Regions from separate parts of the Mus musculus genome. Here region 2 is linked to region 1. A link is a contact called in ENCODE POLR2A ChIA-PET data. All regions are on one chromosome and are shown on one strand. Each heading gives the region's core, a stretch centred on a gene start or an enhancer-like site at or near the end of the contact. The rest is flanking DNA. Distances are from core to core; before and after follow the strand shown. Region 1 holds the start of Odf2 (outer dense fiber of sperm tails 2). Region 2 holds the start of Wdr34 (WD repeat domain 34).

Evidence for each region. ChIA-PET counts read pairs that join two places held with the same protein, here RNA polymerase II (POLR2A).
Region 2: POLR2A ChIA-PET joins it to region 1 with 14 read pairs in embryonic stem cell. The contact joins the promoter of Wdr34 here to the promoter of Odf2 in region 1. POLR2A ChIA-PET finds 5 or more read pairs at or near these places in 3 of 5 experiments (Patski and embryonic stem cell).

Annotation. Positions count from the first base shown.
Region 1 is chr2:29,887,808-29,892,478 of GRCm38, reverse strand. Odf2 (outer dense fiber of sperm tails 2) reads right to left here and starts at 2,489. Exons shown (of 21, transcript NM_001369060.1): 1 at 2,268-2,489; 2 at 1,477-1,713; 3 at 203-293. The coding sequence starts at 1,508.
Region 2 is chr2:30,046,833-30,051,503 of GRCm38, reverse strand. Wdr34 (WD repeat domain 34) reads left to right here and starts at 2,625. Exons shown (of 9, transcript NM_001008498.2): 1 at 2,625-2,820. The coding sequence starts at 2,635.

The DNA.
Region 1 (4,671 bases), core at 1,240-3,739:
CTTTTTTTTTTTCTTTTTAAAATATCTGTTCTAAAGATGTTGGGATGTCCCTGGAAGGCTATCAAGACAACCTCCTCACACCTGACTCCTTCCTTCATCAGCAAGCAGGCCATGCTTCCCAGCTCCATACAGAGCACCTGGGCAGTCCCTAGCAAAGGCTTGCAGAAGCAGTTCTGATGGTACCGTTGTGAGGGTCACCTACCGTAACAGTTACACTGGGTGCGCCACAAGGTGTTCTCAAGACTTTTTTCTGTGTGAGACTCGTTACTCCGTTCTTCCCACACGATGGAAACCTGCACCCGGGCACAAGAACCAGATTATGAGCAGAAAGCCAAGGTTCTCCTGTTTCTCAGCTCTTGGGAAATGGCACACTGCATGTGGTGGCTATTGCGTCGGCAGCTTGGAGCAGCAGTCTTGAGTCCCCTGGCTCTCTGTAGATGAGCACAAGGCGCGCATGGTGTGCTCAGCAGGAGGGTGATACCAGGTGTAGGCTGTCTGCATGGCTGGCCTTTTAAACCTGCCATCGCATCACATGTATTGTGACCTTGTGCTGAAAGCCTACCTGTCATCTCCAATCAGGTGACCCAAAAAAAAGCTGCCAAGGCACCAGTCTCAACAAGGGTTACAGTCCCCAAGCTCCTCTGGGGAAGCGTTCAGTGACAGGTTAACCTAAAACATGCAGCTCAGGAGCAAAGTCACTGGGACACCAGCTTGTAAAAGGAAGGCTCACACCCTTGCTGAAGCATACGAAGACCCCACTTCCCAACGTGGTCCACTCACTGCCCACACCAGAGCCTTGCTTGTACATATGCAGCCCAATACGACAAGTGCAAAACAGCCAATACTGTGCTCCAGACCAGCAGTCCAGCCAGAGTCCCGGCTGGGGGAGAACGGTCTGCAATGGTTAAAGCTAACCTAGCCCACTGCCTCCTCACAGTTCCCAGATAGCCTTCTGCCGACCTCACCAGCTCTTCAGGGGGAAGACTGAAACCTAAAGCAACAGCACCATGGTCTGCACTCTGCTCGGCTCACAAACAACTACTGAGCGAGCCGGACGGCCACTCGGAAGAAGACTGTTCAAAGTAGAACCTCAAGTTTTCCCCCCTTCTACTTACTTATAATATCTCTGCTCACTTTAACACTAGTTTAGAGGTGCCATGGTGGGAAACGCTTTTAAGCCACCACATGGGACGTGGAGAAAGGAGAATCGGGAATTCAAGCACAACCTTGACTACCTAGTGAGTCTGAAGCCAAGCTGAACTCAAAGCATTAAGAGTGATCTTGTTTGCTACTAGTAAGCTGTAGGCGGGGGAGGGGAGTCTTTACTCCTCCCCTTTCAAAGTCACTTTCAAGTGTTTTGGGTCCAGACTTTCAGTACCTGGGAAACTAAAAAAAAGTTTCCATTGAGCCTGGCCTGGGGAGCCCTGACCACCTTTCCCTGCCCTACTGCAAAGGCGCCCCCCACATTGGCTGTACCTGGGGGAGCCGCCTGAGGATGAGGCAGACATGGTTAAGCATCAAAGCCGCAAAGATGGGCAATTGGGTCGGCAGGCTCTGCTCAGGGGGACCCAGAGGGGCTGGCCAATGAGAATCTCAGGGGCCGGGCATCAAACGTCCTCTCTCTGAGGGGAGGAGGGTGGAAGCTTTGGGGGTGGCAGTTGGATGAAAACTTGGGAGGCGCTCCTCTACTGTCCAAGTCGCACAGCAACTGTCCTGCCAAAGTGGGGAGGGAGGGAGACAGGAGAGGCTGAGCGACCTGCGGGGTGCCGAGTGCGCCGCCAGGAGGCAGGTGGAGGGCGCGGCAGGACAGTGAGGGGCCACGTCACTGAAAGGAGGACAACGACCAGCATGCCCAGACCCCACCCGGGAAGAATAGCGGGCCGACGGCTACTAGGGTTTAAACCTGAGGGCTGCCTGGAGTGCGAAGAAGGTGAGAACTGCTAGGCCCCAAGTGGGCCCCCCAGGGGCGGGAACCCGCACAGGGAGCTGGAGGGATCTTCGGGACAGTGCCTGGGCAACTGTCTCCTAGGTGAAGGGGCGTTCCCGGCAGAATAGCTACCAGGGAGAACCAATAGATGGAAGGGGTGGAGCGGCGGCCTAGGCGGGGCGGCATGGAGAGCCAGACCGCTCCTGGATCACCCACATCCCTGGAGCTGGTCTGGAGGGTCCCCGGAGGCCTGCCCACCCCGAGCGCATGTAACTGCTGCGGCCCAGTCCGCAGAGAGCAGGGGTGGCCTCCGGGGAGGATGGGGCGCACGGCCACCCACCAGCGGGCAAGAGGGGACGGGGTTCTGCCCATAGAAGGGCGCAGCCCTGCCCGAGGACAGCAGAGGAGGGAAAGAGCGCTGCCGATGGCCCGGAGAGGACGGAGGCGGCCGGCCCGCCCGTTAGCGGGAGGAGGAAGGGCCCGCGCCCAACGAGGAGCGGGGCGGGCCGGGTTCGGACGCAGGAAGGAGCGCGCCTAGACTCGGGGACGGTGCCCGGTCGAGCCAGCCCCGGGAGCGCGGGGCTTGAACCCGCGGCACTCTACGCCCTGCCCCGCCGCGTGGCCTCTCACCAAGAGCGGCACGGCTGCGCCCAGAACCGTCTCCTTATGAAGTCGTTGAAGTCGGAGGCCAGGGTCGTGCCATGGAGACGCCGCGGCGGATGCAGTCCGGCTCCCGCGGCGGCTCCTCCCCGCTTCCGCCTCCTTTTCCGACAACCGGTCGGCAGCTCGCCCATTGGCCAGTTCAAACCCCCCCCGGAGCCTCTCGGGTTTCGCCATTTAGGCCCAGCCCCCAGCGTCACAGAGATGCCCCGCCCCACACGGGGACGCTCCGCCCACTTCTGGGTCACGAGGCCTGTCCACCGCCCCGTCGTCAGGGAGACACGCGACGCCTCCCGCGCCAGCCGGCCTGGTCTTGCCCCACCGTTCAGGCCACCGAGTCCCCTCCGCCATTTTGCCCTGGTCCTCCTGAATCCTGAACCCTAACGCGCTCCCCTCGAAACACAGGAGGAAGCTGGACGCAGAGGGCGTCTGTACAAGCGACAGGCTGGGGCTTCTGGAAAGCCATTCCTATGCCTCGGCCGCTCAGTGCAGACAACTTGTGCACACTCCACAAACTGTACCCCTCTCCCACACGCCCCAAACCGAAGGAAGAGGCCGCACTCCCCACGCCCCTGCCGCCCTCCCGCACACCGTACGCCGCTTCTATACGGACCTGCTCTGCTGAGGTTCTCTCTGCTGAGCCGCCATCTTCTCAACTATGCTTCCCTGTTAGCCAATCGTGGGGGACTGTCACGAGGCTCACGTTCCCGCCCTGGATTCTGGGAGACTTTAACAACCTCCGGGCTGGGTAGACCTCATTTCCTTGACACCTTAACTCCAACACAGTAGTTGTGCTCCCACCAGCTCCTCCCTGGAGCGTGAACTACCTTCCCACCTCCACAGCCGGCAGGGCAGTCTTACCATGTCATATTTGTTCGTCAACCCTTGACGGTTCATTTTGTGCGTGCAACCCTGGCTGGCCTGGAACTTGCTGCGTTTGAGCAGAAATCTGCCTATCTCTGCTGCTTGCTGGGGTTATAGGAGTACACCAGCAAGCCGAGCCTTTCTTCTTCTTCTTCTTCTTCTTCTCCTTCTCCTTCTCCTTCTCCTTCTCCTTCTCCTTCTCCTTCTCCTTCTCCTTCTCCTTCTCCTTCTCCTTCTCCTTCTCCTTCTTCTTCCTTCTTCTTCTTCTTCTTCTTCTTCTTCTTCTTCTTCTTCTTCTTCTTCTTCTTTCTTCTTCCTTCTTCTTTCTTCTTCCTTCTTCTTCTTCTTCTTCTTCTTCTTCTTCTTCTTCTTCTTCTTCTTCTTCTTTCTTCTTCCTTCTTCTTCTTCTTCTTCTTCTTCTTCTTCTTCTTCTTCTTCTTCTTCTTTCTTTCTTCTTCCTTCTTCTTCTCCTCTTCTTCTTCTTCTTCTTCTTCTTCTTCTTCTTCTTCTTCTTCTTTCTTTCTTCTTCCTTCTTCCTTCTTCCTTCTTTCTTTCTTCTTTCTTCTTTCTTCTTTCTTCTTTCTTCTTCTTCTTCTTTTTTTCATGCCAGTAATCTCAATGAAGGAGGGAGATGGCCATGAGTTAGTTGAAGGCCAGTCTGTATCCCTCAGTCCTACCTATCTCTACCATCCTGAGGTTCCGCAAGAGCATACAGCTGGGGACAGGAACTCCGAGTTAGAACCCTTGCCTGACCTGAGCAAAATCCTAGATTCAATTTTCAGTAACACGTGCGTGTTATAATCTCCACGAATCATTGTCTCCACTCTGTCCAGCAGTTCTCTCTAGACAATTACCAACAGAGGCTTTTCCAAACTTTTGTCTCTTCTGCATTCCATACATCAAGTTCCCTATTTCATAGAGAAAAAATCTACCAAATGAAATTCCCTTAATATCTACACACTTTCCCACCCTTAGCTGCCCTTCTGGTCTGCCTTCAGATGTATGTGTGCTTCTTGCTGCCTAAGATAAACAACCTGCTTCAAGGTGCAGCTCAAACATGTCTGTAAAGTGTCTCCTTTGTAAACACGATGGTACATAGCTATAATCTCAGAATTCTATCAGGAGGCTGAGACAAGTTGATTTGGTCAGGAGTTTGAAGCCAGCGTGGTCTACATAGCAAGACTTTTCGATTTAGTTAAAATAATGAAATATCCTTTTGC
Region 2 (4,671 bases), core at 1,376-3,875, 160 kb before region 1:
AACAAAAACAAAAAAACCCAAACTGAACCTTTTTTGTTTTCTCTTGTCTTTACATCTCAAATGGAGATAATAGGCCTGAGCACCATTTGGAGCAGTCTTCTTCCTCTTCTTCTTCTTCTTCTTCTTCTTCTTCTTCTTCTTCTTCTTCTCCTTCTCCTTCTCCTTCTCCTTCTTCTCCTTCTTCTCCTTCTTCTCCTTCTTCTCCTTCTTCTCCTTCTTCTCCTTCTTCTCCTTCTTCTCCTTCTTCTCCTTCTTCTCCTTCTCCTTCTCCTTCTCCTTCTTCTCCTTCTTCTCCTTCTTCTTCTTCTCCTTCTTCTTCTTCCCCTTCTTCTTCTCCTTCTTTCCCTTCCCCTTCCTTCCCCTTCCCTTTCTTCTTCTTCTTTGTTTTTTTTTTTTTTTTTGAGACAGGTTTTTTGTTTTTTGTTTTTTTTTTGTTTTTTTCTCTGCATAGCCCTAGCTGTCCTGGAACTCACTCTGTTGACCAGGCTGGCCTCGAACTCAGAAATTCGCCTGCCTCTGCCTCCTGAGTGCTGGGATTAAAGGCGTGCGCCACCACTTCCCAGCCATTCCTTCCATTTTCAAGCTATCTTCAATATATACAAACATCTCACTTCTGCTAGGGTAGAATCCAGTCCCCCAGACACTAGGCTGATTTATATTCTCAGGGCTAGCCTTATCTTTATTGAGCTGGTTTTCTTTCTTTCTTTCTTTCTTTTTTTTGTTTTTTTGCTTTTTTTTTTTTTTTTTTTTTTTTCAAGACAGGGTTTCTCTGTGTAGCCTTGGCTGTCCTGGAACTCACTTTGTAGACCAGGCTGGCCTTGAACTCAGAAATCTGCCTGCCTCTGCCTCCCAAGTGCTGGAATTAAAGGCATGTGCCACCACCGCCCGACAAGCTGTTTTTCATATTTGATGCCTTGAACTCTCTCCTTTCCCTTGACCAGGTGAAGAAAGCCTCTTCTAAGCCTCTTTGTCCAGTTCAGCTGGACGTAGTTGGTTCCAAGTCTGTTTTAAGACATTACTCTAGGACTTTCACAGCTTTGGGCTTTTTAAGTGTGATTAAAAAAATTATATCTTATTATTTTTATGTTTATGGATGTTTTGCCTGCATGTGTGACTGCACGTCAAGTGCATGTCTAGGGCTTTCAGAGGCCGGAAAGAGTGTCAAATCTCCCTGGAACTGGACTTGCAGACAGTTATTAGCTGCCACGAGGGTCCTGGGAAGTGAACCTGAGTGTCTTGGAAAAGCAAGCAGCCAGTGTTCTTAATCTTTGAGCTCTGAGTATGATTTTTGGAATCCTTGGTGATGTTTGCAAAGCAGTCCTTGTTAGGAAGACTTTTCTATGGCTTTTTATTATCCCTCCCAGTGCTGCTAATCTAATCGGCCTTCCTGGCCTTGGCTGCTCTGCTGAGGGGCATCCTGTCCCTGGGTGGTGCACTGAGAACAGGACCACGGCAGGCTTCCTAGTCTCAGAAAAGAGGAAATAGACCCAGAGGCCTAAACTAGCAGATGGTTGTCTAGAGGCTCCAGGCTTGGTTTGGGGGATCAGGCAAGCCACCTGTAAGATCTTACTGGGTGACTTTGGACGATTCCATATCTGACTGTAAGAGGCACAGGAGTAATAACAATTGAGCTATAGGGGTAGTTCATTGGTAGAACATAGGAGCTGGCATGCAGAAAGCCCGGGGTTCAACCCCAGCACTTCAAAAAGCAAACCAGCTAACTAACAAGCAAGCACACGGAAGGCTAAGGATTTAATAAGATAAACACTCATTTCTAAGCCTCTGCCGGCAGTGGTGGCGCACGCGTTTAATTAATCCCAGCACTCGGGAGGCAGAGGCAGGCGGATTTCTGAGTTCAAGGCCAGCCTGATCTACAAAGTGAGTTCCAGGACAGCCAGGGCTATACCGACAAACCCTGTCTCGAAAAACAAAAGAAACAAACAAAAAAACCCAAACAAACATAAGCCTTTGGGTGCTTGGCTTGACACACTATAGGCACGCACTAACTTGTAGTTAACATTTCGTGTGTGTTGAGGACTGAACCTGGGGCCATCTATCATTGAGATCAACTTCTCCTGTGGTTAGTCTCGAATTTTAATTTAACAAGCATTTTATTTTATTGTTTATGTAAATTTATTATTAGGCCTCCCATCCATTCAATCCCACGTTCGATCTGTGTATGATCTATTTCATTCCATTCATTGGAAATGATGCCAACTCAAATGGCGCAAAGTACAGTTCTGGAGTAGTCGGCTGCTTCCAGCCCGGCCGGTTCTCCGGACCAGCATGGCCCACTAGGCCTGCGGCGGTCCTGCCTCTGCGCCCGGCCGCTCAGCGCCATCTTTGAACCTGGAGCCCACGCCTCACTTCCGCTCTTTTCCTTATACCACGAAGAGCTGTTCCGGACCCCCAAATGGCCTCTGGGCATAGGGCAATCCCAAATCGCTGCGGTTTTGTTGTATTGGCTGATAAACATTTTCATTATTTTTCTTCTGGGCCTTAAAGACGATGCTGTAACCAGTTCAAAAACGGCGCCCACAGCTTCACTTCCTCTCGTCGGACTTCCGTTTGTGGGGGGCGAACCCGCTAAGGTCACGTTCCAGGGCGCAGGCGCGAGAGGGCGGGACCGTCGCCATGGCAATGTGCGCGTCGCCCAGGCCTTTTCGGCGCGTTGGAAGCGCTGGAGCTGCTGCCCTGGCTGCTGGCGGGGCTGGCGGCGCCGAACGGCGAGGGCGGCCTGCGCCTCTTCAGGATGAGACCCTGGGCGTGGCGTCCGTGCCCTCGCAGTGGAGGAGCGTCCAGGGGATCCGCGGGGAGACGGTGAGGGCGCGGGCCCGCTATGGCAGCGCGGGCGGGAAGGCCTGGCGCAGCGTTGTGTTTTCACGGCTTTTTTGTTTTTGTTTTTTCGAGACAGGGTTTCTCTGAGTATCCATCCCTAGCTGTCCTGGAACTCAGAGATCCGCCTGCCTCTGCCTCCCAAGTGCTGGGACGAAAGGCGTGCGCCACCACTGGTCCGCGTGTTTTCATGTTTTAATGAAAAAACTCACAGATGCTTTCGCGTTAGCCTTTTTTTCGGTCTCTGAGGAGAAAGAAACCAACCAACGAAAACAAACAACAACAAAAGCAAACCAGGACAACAGAACTCTTAGGGGTCCCATGCTGTCGTTAAATGACATGTAGTTAATTTACATGGTGGATCGTGCACGTGTCACAGCGCCTGTGGAGGTCAGAGGAGAACTTTACACAAGGTTGTTATTTCTTTGCACCACGAGGGGCCTGGGAATCCAACTCAGGGTGTCATGCTTGGCTAAGTGCCCTTACCAGCTGAGCCATTTTTGGAAGTTTTTTTTTTTTTTTTTTTTTTTGTGAATAGCAGTTTTTAGGCATTTCAACTTGACATTATTGGTGTTTGAAATGGTCAGATACCTTGAGGGCTAGCTTGAACGGTTTTCTATGTTCCTTTGTTGTTGTTCTTTTGTTTGTTTGTTTGCTTTTGTTTTTGTGAGACATGAGTTTCACTGTGTGCCCTGGATGTCTTGAAACTTGCTCTGGAAACTAGGCTGGCCTTGAACTCAGAGATTGCTGGAATTAAAGGCCTCTCTCACCACTGCCCTGCTATGGTTTTCTAGTGTAACCCAAAAACATACAAATAATGAGATAACGGAGGCCTGATGCTGACCAACTGGTGTGTTAGGGATTCATCAGCAGGGAACCTGGAGATAGCTGCTTTCCCGGTGGTTGCAAGGATTACAGTAAGCCATGTATGTAGACAATGTACTGTAATGCCACATCGGTGTGTCATGTTACCGACAGAGCAGGGCTGAGGAACTGTTGGAAAAATGGATGTTGAGTGGCATTTGAGAAGACCAGATCAAGCGTGAGCACTGGCCGACTCTGGAGCTGGGGTCAGCACATTTGTTTGAGGTGTTGGAAGGGGCTGGAGAATCCTTGAGGAAAAGGGAGAGTGGTCCCAGGTTAGGCCAAAATGGGTAAGTAGAGACAGGTCAAGTAAAGTCTTGAAGAACTCACAAACGAAGACTGCTGTTGACCAGTCTGCCTCCAACCCAAGCCCCAGTGGTGCCTGCAGTCTTGTCTTGAGCCTTGTGGGCCTATGGTCTTATGCCCTGATCTGCTCTGTGTTCCAGGCCCTTCTCCGTGCCCTGGGACGTGGAAGCCCTTGCCGTGGAAAGCAAGAAGCGTGACCATGTTAGAGTACACTGTGTCCTTGCAGCAAGCCCGTGATTTGTGTCCTGGCCTAGCAGGGTGCTCTAAACAGCTCTTGCTTGCTGAGGAGATAGAGTTTGGAAGACTCCTGACTGAAATCATTAGTTCAGTCAAACTTCTTTTTTTTTTTTTTTAAAGATTTATTTATTTTTCCCAGCACTCAGGAGGCAGAGGCAGGCAGATTTCTGAGTTCGAGGCCAGTCTGGTCTACAAAGTGAGTCCCAGGACAGCTAGAGCTATACAGAGAAACCCTGTCTCGAAAAAACCAAAAACAAAACAAAACAAAACAAAAAGATTTATTTTATGCATGTGAGTACACTGTAGCTGTCTTCAGACACACCAAAAGAGGGCATCAGACCCCATTACAAATGTTTGTGAGCCACCACTGAGCCATCTCTCCAGCCCCATGATCTAACATTTTTTTCCCCTTAAAGAGTGAATCAGAAT